2 separate regions of the Homo sapiens genome follow, and region 1 is linked to region 2. The links are chromatin contacts, found by Hi-C or POLR2A ChIA-PET in ENCODE. All regions are on one chromosome and are shown on one strand. Each heading gives the region's core, a stretch centred on a gene start or an enhancer-like site at or near the end of the contact. The rest is flanking DNA. Distances are from core to core; before and after follow the strand shown. Region 1 overlaps CPEB4 (cytoplasmic polyadenylation element binding protein 4). Region 2 holds the start of LINC01484 (long intergenic non-protein coding RNA 1484).

Region 1 (6,171 bases), core at 3,367-5,866, 210 kb after region 2:
GGGTGAAAAGTGAGACTCTGTCTCAAAATAAAATAAAATAAAATAAAATAAAATAAAAAACCAGACTTCATTTGATAATGCATTTAATAAAATAGCAGAATCAACTCTGAATAACGGAACTCAAATCACAAATACTATGTGTACGTCTTTCTAGCGTTTTCCTCACTTTAATGAAGATTTTACCCAATATTATCCTTAACTTTATATATGGTACTCTCCAAAGTAGACTGAATCGTGTATATACATGTACAGGTACATTGCATACTGTTTTTTCTTTCTGGAAAAGTTTATCATAAAATTTAGTCTTTAGGAAGAGGAGCAACTGGCATGTTTTGATGACTCTGGCAAAGCAGCAGTTTATTATCACTCAGCCAGCACCCAGTGAATGATGATAGTGCAGAATGGAGTTGTCAGTGGGCCCAGCTTAAGCAAATAACATCTGTGGAGCTTCTCCTGAAGTCTTGTGGTTGTCTAGGTCAGAAACTTTCGAAGAGTTCCTGTGGTCTGGACTCTTTCTGCTTGACTTGTTTATGTTCCCTGCCAATCCCCATCCGTATTTGAATTTGGGACCTCTGACCTAGGACTCTGTTGGTGTGCATATTTGGGAATACACTGCTGTCAACCCATAGCCTTTGGTGTGGGCATTTGTGACAGTTAGAAAATGTGAACAGTTTTAAATGAGGTACATGATTCTTGATTGACTTATCTAATGGATACACTGAAGTATTTGTCATAAAAAAAAATCTATTGCAAATATCATCAGTATTTTTACTTTGAAAACCATTTTGAAATAATGCATCAGATTTGATAGTATCAGGAGTAGTTTGCATTTCCTAGACATACACTGATTGGACACACAATTCTTGTTTACTTAGTATTGTATATTGATTGGCATTGGATACCATGCTAAAAATTTAAATTATGTAGATATTGAGGCATTGGACAGACTAAAGGCCCAAATAAGCTGAAAAACAGTGAATTAACTTACAAATAATTGTGGACATGTTAAGTAATTTGGCTTATAATAGACAATCAAATTGAACTTTCCACCTTGGTTTAGTTTACTTCTAAAAATGAAACGATGGGTTGGGATACACTGTTTTTAAATCTTCTAGTTTCCCAGCTTTATTGACTTGTAATCATAGGATTATTGCTTTTAAAAATACTTTGTAATAATTGTTAACTTTTTTGCCCATGAATTGTCTGTATTGAGAATGAGACATTTTGGTTTGTACATTCCCTAGGTCCAGATTCGGCCTTGGAATCTCAGTGACAGTGACTTTGTGATGGATGGTTCACAGCCACTTGACCCACGAAAAACTATATTTGTTGGTGGTGTTCCTCGACCATTACGAGCTGGTATGATTAAACAAACGACAAACTCTCTACCCTATAGCGCAAGAAATATGAAGATCTTCAGGATAAATTTTTCCTAAGAATTGGAGTTAATATCCAAGAGTGAGAGTTCTAGAATCAAAATATCTGGGTTTGAATTCATGTGTTCTAATAGTTAAGTGACCTTGGACAAATTCCATGACTTTTCTAATTCCCAGTTTCCCCATCTGTCAAGTAGGGATGAAAAGCGTTTCATCCCTAGGATGAAATAACACCAGAAAAAGTATTTCCTAGTGTTATTTTGAGGGTTGAATTAGACGACCAGTGCAAAGTACTTAGTCTAGTGTTGCATAATGCTAATTATTACGCTCATCATTGTCTGAAAAGAAAAAAAGTCCTTCAAGAATAGATTCTGTATTGAGATTGTCAGTATTTGTTTCCCACATCCTCATTTGCTCAACAGCGACTGACTGAGCTCTGGGATATAATAGACTTCCCAGCAATGCATCAGATTTTTAGGGTAGTACTTACAGAACAAATTAAATTCCTAACTTCAAGTAATTTGAGGTTTAATAATATACATGAGATAAAAAGACATAACATGAACAGGAATGTAGCTGCACGATTTTAACACTTCATAAAGAAGAAAATGCAGTCATTATTTCAAGGTTTTTTTAAATGAAAAATTGGTGAACTGACTGTGGGGAAAGAGTTTTGATGGAAATAAGCCAGGAGGGCCCACAAAGAGTCTACCAGTTAGTTTTCTAGTGTTCAAGTAATTATTACATTAATCAATACATTATTAACTGGTAAATCTATGGCAGCAACATGGCACAGAGCAGGCAAACATGGGAGTACTATCACTTAATGACCTGTGACCTTGGACAGATGGATCACCCTTTCAGCACCTCAATTTCCTCAGGAAATTACTACCTACTTCATATAGTTGTGAGAAGAATAAAGAGAACATACTAGAAAACACCTAGCAACCCCTTGCCCACAATTAAAAGATTAAGGCTTAACACAATGGATGACTGGTTGTAGTAATGTTTCATTTTAATAATTATTATAATGATGTGAGCTCAGAGTACAGATGAATTGCTTTTGATGAAACGGTTGGTGAGCCAGATGAATTTTCCTGATTTTAAATATCCTCCTTGTTCCTTTCTTAATTAGTGGAGCTTGCGATGATAATGGATCGGCTATATGGAGGTGTGTGCTACGCTGGGATTGATACCGACCCTGAGCTAAAATACCCAAAAGGAGCTGGGAGAGTTGCGTTCTCTAATCAACAGAGTTACATAGCTGCTATCAGTGCCCGCTTTGTTCAGCTGCAGCATGGAGAGATAGATAAACGGGTAAGCCTTATACTACATTTTGGAAAATTCTAGAAATGGTCCTCTAAATGTGTGATTACCAATATTAGAACGGGAGCATTTTATGACAATAAAGTGACAGCTGACAATTTTGCCTATAGAGTTAATTATGGTCTATAATACATGAAATAATGTCCTATGAATTTCTTTTATCTTTCAGTTTTTTGAGTAGCCTAATCAGAACACTACAATTTACTTGAGTTAATTTAATCTTCTCTAACTTCCATTCAATCTCAATCCATCCGTCCATTCATTCACTTAGTTTGTAAGTCATTCAATAAATATTTACTGAATCCTTTGTTCTGTGTTATATCAAGTATACAAACAGGAATGCCCTTGAGGTTTCCTGCCCTTTTTTTTGTTTGTTTTTTAATCCTGGGACATAGGGAAGACCTCAGCAAGCCCTATTTCTCAATGAATTGTACTCACAGATTTCTTTTTTTTTTTTTTCTTTTTCCACAGCCGCCACCTCTCACCGATTTATTCCTTAGCTTGGTGTTTCATGTATTCAACAAACGTTTTAGTGCTTAGGGCAAGAAGTTCCTGTCCTCATGAGTTTATTTCCTAGCAGATAGAACTGTATCACTTGCCAGTACTACTCAGAGTGTGGCCTGTGGACTGACCTCCAGTCTGTAAACTTAGTTTGTAGTGAGATAGGAATTTAGACCAGAATGTGTAATCAACCACATTACTGGGCACAATGTTTGGTCCAGCTGGCGATTTTTTTTTCATAGAAAGCCTTTATTGATGAGGGAAGCAATATATTGATTTATATTTTGGGGTCACCTTTTTATTTCATGGCACACTGGCACTTTCATGCATGCTGACTTTGATATCCATCACTCTGAGGCATTGTGCTAAAATAGATTGATTTTATCGTGTTGTTCTCAATTCAAGATGTAAAAATCATCAAGTCAGTAGCAGTTTTTGCTTTTTATGTTTCATGTCATGTACAGTCTACTTCACTGGCAGTAAAAAAATTTAAGATAGTGGTGGTCATCCTACAAACTGTGAATCTATTAAAGAGAAAAGTATCTGTTCTATTCTAAGCATGGGGGAGGGACAAGATTAGTATGTTAACATGCCTACTTTGTTTGTTTGAGATGGAGTCTCTCTCCGTCACCCAGGCTGGAGTGCAGTGGTACAGTCTCAGCTCACTCCAACCTCTGCCTCCCGGGTTCAAGTGATTCTCCTGCCTTAGCCTCCCGAGTAGGTGGAATTACAGGCATATACCACCATGCCCAACAAATGTTTGTATTTTTAGTGGAGACAGGGTTTCACCGTGTTGGTCAGGCCAGTTTCAAACTCCTGACCTCAAGGGATCCACCTGCCTCACCCCCTCAAAGTGCTGGGATTACAGGCATGAGCCACCCACCATGCCTGGCCTACTTGGTTTTTTATGCACACTAAAAAATACCTACATCTCACTGCCTTATTCCAACATAAGTTTCAGAGCTGTGGGATTGGTCATTAGAAATTCAGACTGAATTTGTGTTCCTCTGCAATGAAATCCTTTGCCCAGTGTTCATGTCACTCTGTAGACATTATGGAGCAGCCTAGAGGCCAGAAGCCCAGTGCTCTCCTTATGCCTGCTCTTCCTGGGCTTCGTGACACTCTTCTTCTCCTTTTGTACTTTTATTTTTTTAGTTAAAAAATTTTTTTTAGAGGGAGGGTCTCACTCTGTCACCCAGGCTGGAGCACAGAATCACAATCATGACTCACTGCATGTTCTTCTCCTTTTGTTCATGGCTAATCTTGGTCAGGATTCCTTGTCAGAGCTGGGTGGCACCAGTGCTGGTGACAGCCTGCTGTAAGGGAGTTTCAGCCATGAATCTCTCCAGACTAAAAATAACCAGCTCTTTTCTAGCTGATGAATTAATAACCAGGTGACTGTTAATGCTTGAAAGGTTCACATGACAGGTTGGCCGATAGAACGCTGGAACAGGCCCAGTTTTAGAAATTCACCTCTGACTTTTAGACTCAGGTGAACCATTCTTACTGAGAAAGAACAAAGCAGGGTTTTAGACTGTGAATCCTATGGCTGCATCTTTTTTTTTTTTTTTAACAGAGTTCCAGGTTTGTGATTATAACCCAACATGTGTACACTATAAATAGAAACCACGAGCCAGGCTTTTTACGACAGCTCAGAATCTTGTGACGCAGTAGTCAGGCATCTTCACACCAACTTGAATATTGAAGTGCAGTTGTGTGGAACTTGGATCATCTTAGTTGATTTTGTTTAAATTATGATTCCACATATGACAAAAATCCAGATCCACTAATTAAAATGAGGGTTTATGTCTATGAATAATCTCCTGTGGGTTTAATCTCATAACATTCTAGTCTAAACAGTTGGCTTCACTTCATGATGTCTGCTCAAATCCTTTTTCCTTTAAAGGATGTTTATTTAATAAGAAAAAAATGTAAAATGATAGATAATAAAAGCCTTACTAGGTTCTTAAAAGATGAACTATCCATATTTCAGTAAATGAATAATTAGTCCTTCCTCTTTGGGCACCTTGGAACAGATTCATTCAGATAGTGGGTGGAAATGTACATGTATGGTAAGCATTGCTGGCCTAGTCACTGAAAAATGTAAACTCTTATTTTTGATTGCAGGTGGAAGTTAAGCCATATGTCTTGGATGATCAGCTGTGTGATGAATGTCAGGGGGCCCGTTGTGGGGGGAAATTTGCTCCATTTTTCTGTGCTAATGTTACCTGTCTGCAGTATTACTGTGAATATTGCTGGGCTGCTATCCATTCTCGTGCTGGCAGGGAATTCCACAAGCCCCTGGTGAAGGAAGGCGGTGACCGCCCTCGGCATATTTCATTCCGCTGGAACTAAAGGATAACTGCAGTGCTCATTTTCAGGCCTCAGAATAAGTGCACTCTTCTGTTCATTCTGACCCCTTCCTCAACCTCTTCACGCTGGCATGTCCTTTTGTAGCAGTCTGTAACTTAACTATAGTATAATGAAAAGAATGACCTATAATATAGGTGTTTTGTAGATTCTTGTGTCACTGCAAACAATATGAACTCCTTTTTCGTATTGCCATCGGGTTGCATGGAAGTTTTATTCTCTTGTTTTGCTGGAAACCAAGAGGATCCAAACTTCCTGCAACATTTTCTTAGAGGAGAGAGAGAAATATTAAAAGAGAAATGAAACAATAGAGTATTTTGGGTTTTTAATTAAATTATTGTTAATAATATAACATATAAGAATACTTTTATTAAAATAACCATGCAACAATAACACTATCGGTCTATCTGACAGTTTTTCCCCCAGGGAAGTGCTTTTGCCTTTTCCTTTCTTTTTTTTTTTTTTTTCATCTTTTTTGTCTCTCTCTTTTTTCCATCCCTTTTTAATTTTTTTAACAGCAATGGAGGAAGTTAACAATTTTTAATGGAAAGAGCATGTTAGAGCAAACAAATGCATAAGCAAGACTGAGCAGCATTAT
Region 2 (6,166 bases), core at 3,018-5,517:
ACTGCAAGGGAGCCTAGAAGATGCAATTCAGCTGCGTGCTCAGGCAGACAAGGAGAGCATGGCCATTGCTGAAAGCAGTGCAAGAAGCAGGTGGGAGGGTACCCCAGATAGATGGATCATTGTGTGCCAAAGTCTGGAGGAATACTAACAAGGTGAACCGGGGCACCGCCACATGCTCAGCTGTCTGGCCCTGGGTGTAGGAGTGGGGAATGGTGGGAGGGAAGTGACTATGTTGGGCAACAAGATTCCCTGGCCCTTAATTAGCCAGGTGTGGTGCCCCGTGCCTGTGGTCCCAACTACTCAGGAAGCTGAGGTGGGAGGATGGCTTGAGCCCAGGAGGTCAAGGATGCAGTGAGCTGTGATTGCACCACTCCACTGCAACAGAGCTTGCTCCATTGGGCAACAGAGCAAGACCATGTCTCAAAAAAAATAAAAAAAATTAAAAAAAGGAAAAATTCCCTGGCTCTTAAAGAGGGTCACGGGCAGAACTCATGCTCAAGACCATCACTCAGGGGTAGCTTGGCTCACAGTTTCTTCCAACTTAGACAATTGAGTATTTCTTTGAACATATGATTTCAAAGGATTCTTTAAAACACTTTAACCATTCATTTATTAGTAGGGAACATACTCATATTGTTCCACATTTGAAAAGTGAAACGAGTCAATCATGACAAACCTCCCTTCCACCCTGTCTCTCAGGCACACACTCCTCCTCCTCCCTCAAGGCAGCCAATGCTTTCAGTTTCATGCGTCATCTTGCAGTGATGTTTTATGCAAATATAAATTTTATATATAATACATTCTTCCTTTTGTCCAGTTTTGCACTAATTGTAGCATGCTCAACATAGTATCCTGATCCGTATTTTTCTCTGAGATTTTTTTCATGGTGATATGTAAAGAGCCTTCTTGATGACAACGTAGAACTCCACTCTATGATTGTACCACCAGGATAGTCCCCTACTGATGGACAGTTAGGTTATTTCTAATTTATAAATAATCTTGTAATTAAGTTTGCATATATCACTTCATGCAGGGGTAGATCTATTTGCAGGATAAACTCATAGGAATAGAACTTCTGGGTGAAAGGGTTATACTATTCTAGCATAACTGGCTGTGAACCGCTGGGCCACTCCACATGTCCTTCTGTCTGAGTCCCTCCCTAGTCCCACCCAATGATGCAGACCTGGGCGACAGTTCTGAGAGGTGCTGAGCCCAGCCATGTGGCCCCTGGCATGGTTCCATGCCCCTTGGAATATGGCAGTGCCCAGAGTGTTCTCCTCAGATTCTTGGCTGGAGACGTCTCAGGGAGGCCATCCTGTGACCCCCATGCCCGTGGTCCCACATCAAGGATCATTGTTTCACTGCCGCTCTTCAACCACCAGCCCAGCCCCATTCCTACCCCCTCCTCCAGCTCTATGACTTCACCCCTCACTCCCAGAACAGAGGCAAAGCCCAACGAAGGCCAAGGCAGCACTGTGATAGCCAGAACAATGGCCCCTCCAAAGCCATCCATGTCCCAATCCACACAATCTGTGACTATGTTGCCTTACATAGCAAAAGAGACTTTAAGATATGAAGTCAAGGATCTCATGATGGAGAGATTATTCTGCATTATTTGGCTGAGCCCAGGGTAATCGCTAGGGTCCTTAAAAAATGGAGACGGGAGGCCGAAAGTGAGTCAGAGAGAGTCTGGAAGATGTTATGCTGCTGGCTTTGGAGTGGAGGGAAGGGTCGTGAACCAGGGTATATAGGTGGCTTCTAGAAACTGGGAAAAACAAAGCTATGGCTTCTCCCCTAAAGCCTCCAGGAGGAATGCAATCCTGCTGACACACTGGTTTTAGCCCAGTGAGACCTATTTTGGACTTCTGACCTTCAGAACTGGAAGGTAATAAATTTGTGTTGTTTTCAGCCACTAAGCTTATAGTAATCTTTTACAGCAGTAACAGGAGACTAATCCAACAGTCCCCGAACTGCCCCGCGTGGGAGTCCAGTGCTGCCTCTCTCCTGCCTCCCCTCTCTCAGAAGGCCTGGCTTCAAATCCTTGTTCTCCTTACCCACCGGGTGCTTTTGGGTACATGCAGCATTTCTTTGGGCCTCAGTTCTCTCATCTGCAAAACGCAGCACATGATCAAACTGTCACAAGGTTGCCGGGAGGTTAAATGAGATGATGCTTGTGAAGTCTCTTAGCAACTTTGCCTGCCATGAAATCGGTGCTTGATATTTTTAGATGTTGAGCATAATTCTGAAACTTTCAGTTGTCCTCCCAGAACCTACTCCTGCTCTGGCCCTGGCTAGGGCCCTAACTTCCCCTAAGGAGACAGCCCCTTCCTGCAGTGCTTACACCCAGCAGAGACCCTCAGGGAGGCAACTCTCTCCTTTCAACCGGCCCCAAGGAACCAGGGCCCTGAGGTGCTGTTCCCAGCAAAGAGGAAACTCAACCCAGGTTCAAATCCTTTTTTTTTTTTTTTCTGCCACTTCCCAGCTGGGTGGCATTGGGGGAGTTACTCCACCACTCCGAGCCTTGGTTTCCCCCTTTGTAGAATACCCACAGTGAGCCCTAGCCCAGGATGCTGGCCCAGGAGTGTGCTCATGGCTGGGCACGTAGCAGGTACTGGATAAACAGCTTCAGTGCACTGCCCTCTCAGCCAGGACCAGACCCCAGACTTGGTGGACCCTGGGGCTCATACAGTGTGTAGCGCCTCTTTAAGAAGGAGCCTCTGAACTTACAAACATACAATAGGGCTTCTGATGGGGCCTATGCCGGGGAGGCATCCTGAGGCCTGAATTCCATTCGCTTCTGCTTTCTGCTCTCAATCCCTCCTCCTCCGTAATGACCGGGCCAAACGTGTTTCAGAAACGTCCCTCCCAACTTGCCTGAATAAGCCCCAGGAGCCTGAGATTTTTACGAAATTGTCAGAGGCAGTGACCATCTTAGTCTCCCAGCAGGATCCAAGCTCCCTTGGTAAGTGAGCAAGACTTTTGATGGAACAAAAGCAAAATCTCTATCTGATGAGATTAGCTCCTTGGAAAAGAGCACACAGTTCATCTCTACCTTGCTTGGACAGTAGAGCTGCCAGATTAAAACAGCAACAACAACAGCTATATACATATGGATTCAATTTAATTTGAATTCCAGATAATGAATAATTCTTTAGTATAAGTATATACCAAATATTGCATGAGACATTTAACTGGATGTCCTGAATTTTATCTGGCAGCCCTGTCTGTCAGAGACACAGCAACATGGCTATTCAAATTCAGGATGTGTTTTGCAGAAGTGTTCCTGCTTTGAGAAGCAGCTGGGGGCCCTTGAACTTCAGCAGAATAACCAGTGGCAGAGGAAGGGATATGGGAAGCTGCCCCCGGGCAGGTTGGTGACGCTTTTAACAGCTGCACCCAGAGCCAGGTGGTCAGGGCCTGAACTGTAGCCTAAAATGAGCCTTGCAGCCACCCCCAGAGCAGGTGTTGGCACACCCATTTCTGCAGATGTGAAAGCCAGAGCGCAGCAAGAAAGGAACACCTTGTGAGCACCTACTATATGCTGGCATCTTACACGCATTAGCTCATAGCTAAGAGTGGGCAGATTTTGTAGCTGTTGCTATTAATGTAATGCAAGCATCAGAGAAGCATTATATGAAAAATAAGTCTTCTTCCCCACATTTGAGAGCGCTCAACCTCTTAAACCTCTCAGCGATTCCTCAGCCTCAGCACTATTGACATCTTGGGCCAAACTTTTTTCTTTTTTTTGTCGTGGGCTGACCTGTGCACTGTAGAATGTTTAGAAGCATTCCTGGCCTCTAGCCACTCAATGCCAGTGGCACCCCCCTCCCCGCCCCGTGACAACCAAGAAAATGACTCCAGACATTGCCAAATGTCCCGTAGGAGGCAAAAATCGCCCCTGCAAAACCACTGCTCTAGAATAATCACTGTTAATCATTTTGTGAAAGGGAAATAAATCTTGGGACCCCAAAATCACTAGGCCAAAGGGAAAAGTCAAGCTGGAAACCATGTTGGGCAAACCCACCACCCATTTCCTTCCTGAAGAAGATAGCTACAAAGATTTTTAAAAGCTACTTACCTTCCTCACAATTTTCCCACAAGGAAATTCCTTGTGGGCCTCAAGATCTTCACCCTAAATTAGTTCTGTTGAATTTCACCCTGGCAATGTAAACCAACAGCTGATCTTCACAGATGTGGGACAGAAAGTCATCCCTCTGCTCACCTGAAGCAAATGCCTATCCGATTGCTTCCTCTGCCCTATTGTTTATGTAAAAATGCTGATTCACTGAGCCAGACTAAGGCATAAGTGACTATTCTTCTACGCCCCCGCCCCCCACCACCGCATGTAAATTGTGTATTCAGTGAAAGGCTGATTAAAGACTCAAAAGAATGCGACTATTTGTCTCTTGTCTACCTATGACCTGGAAACCACCCCCTCCACCTTTCTGGACCAAACCAATGTACATCTTACACATATTGATTGATGTTTCATGTCTTCCTAAAACATATAAAAGCAAGCTGTATCTCAACTACCTTGGGGCCAAACAATTTTTGGCCTCAGGACCTCCTGAGGCTATGTCATGGGTGCGTCCTTAACCTTGGCAAAGTAAACTTTCTAAACTGATTAAGACTGTCTCAGATACTTTGGGTTCACACTTCCTTGAGAATATTTTTAGAATACTTCTAAGCACATGTGTATGCCTTTAAAAAACAAAACCAAACAACGACAACAAAAAGACAAGGCCAGGCTCAGTGGCTCACCCCTGTAATCCCAGCACTGTGGGATTACAGGATCTCTTTGAGCCCAGGAGTTTGAGACCCGCCTCAGCAACATGGTGAAACCCTATCTCTACTAAAAATACAAAAAACTAGTAAAGTGTGGTGGTAGACACCTGTAGTCCCAGCTGCTTGGGAGGATGACTTGAGCCTGGGAGGAGGAGGTTGCAGTGAACTGTGACTGAGCTACTGCACTCCAGCCTGGGTGACAGAGTGAGAGCTTGTCTCAAAAAAAAAGTTTTAAAGAGACAGGTTAATATATACACCTCTTTTATCACTTGCCTTTTTACTTATCAGTATACCTTGGACATCTTTCTGTACATCCCACTCATGAATCTGCATTTCTCCTTTGACAACTACGTGGCATTTCTTTGTGGGTATTGCTGCCATTGATGTAACCAGTTCCCTCACTACTGAGGCAGTTGAGTTGTTTCCAGTGTTTTGCTGTTACAAACAGTATTCCAGTCAGCATTCTCACACATGTATCTTGATATATCCATAGGATAAACCCCTAAAAGTGGAATCACTGGGCCATAGGTGTGTTCAGTTTTAATTTGATGTGCCACATTATATCCAAAATAGTTTGTACAATTTACTCCATTGCCGCTAACATCTTGATGAAAAGTACCAAACATTTAGTGAGCATTGACTGTATTTCATACACCATGTTAAGGGATTTACATGTGCTATCTTATTTAATTCTCACTATAATTCTACTGGTAGGAACTAATATTATTTCCATTTTACAAATGAAAGAACTTTGGCTTAGAGTGATTAAGAGTATTTTCTAGGCGGGGTGCGGTGGCTAATGCCTGTAATCCCAGCACTTTGGGAGGCCGAGGCAGGCGGATCACCAGGTCAGGAGATTGAGACCATCCTGGTCAACATGGTGAAACCTTGTCTCTACTAAAAATACAAAAAATTAGCCCAGCGTGGTGGCGGGCGCCTGTAGTCCCAGCTTCTTGGGAGGCTGAGGCAGGAGAATGGTGTGAACCCAGGAGGCAGAGCTTGTAGTGAGCCGAGATCGTGCCGCTGTGCTCCAGCCTGGGCGAGAGAGTGAGAGTCCATCTCAAAAAAAAAAAAAAAAAAAAAAGACTTTTCTAAGCTTGTCAGTGACAGTACCGGGATCCCAACTCAGAGCTCTCTCAGTCTAAAACCTGTTCTCTTCACCAATACATTTACTCTTCATAACAATTGTGTGAGCTGGGCCCCATTATTCCCATTTCCAATGGGATTACTGAGGCTCCAAGTAGTTAAAGTGACTTGCTCAGGGACATAGAACCCAATCACAAATCTGAGCCTGACTCCAGAATCTGTGTTCTTCTCTTGAGACTCCATGCCAACTCCTCCAGGAAGCTCTCTGGGATTACTCCAGCCATCCTTATCATCT

Evidence for each region. A loop is a pair of places that touch in the nucleus more often than their neighbours do. ChIA-PET counts read pairs that join two places held with the same protein, here RNA polymerase II (POLR2A). Pooled maps may share reads with other maps.
Region 1: a loop to region 2 is called in a map with no recorded cell type, with 4 times the contacts of the local background. The contact joins the enhancer-like site here to the promoter of LINC01484 in region 2. A Hi-C loop is called at or near these places in 2 of 168 maps with a recorded cell type or tissue (both gastrocnemius medialis), 1 of 37 single-sample maps with no recorded cell type and 2 of 50 pooled maps. POLR2A ChIA-PET finds 5 or more read pairs at or near these places in 2 of 52 experiments (H1 and WTC11).

What each region holds. Positions count from the first base shown.
Region 1 is chr5:173,950,580-173,956,750 of GRCh38, forward strand. It overlaps CPEB4 (cytoplasmic polyadenylation element binding protein 4), which reads left to right. Exons shown (of 10, transcript NM_030627.4): 8 at 1,245-1,359; 9 at 2,512-2,693; 10 at 5,331-6,171. The coding sequence ends at 5,558. Among named protein-coding and RNA genes, the nearest start is that of C5orf47, 36 kb to the right of the region's middle. Within about 2 kb of position 4,617, at least 6 of the 41 ENCODE cell types and tissues checked have a DNase peak (open chromatin) inside an H3K27ac peak, as active enhancers do; they include gastrocnemius medialis, where a contact is called at or near this core.
Region 2 is chr5:173,741,942-173,748,107 of GRCh38, forward strand. LINC01484 (long intergenic non-protein coding RNA 1484) reads right to left here and starts at 4,268. Exons shown (of 3, transcript NR_108027.1): 1 at 4,079-4,268. RefSeq lists enhancers at 2,041-2,090, 2,221-2,390.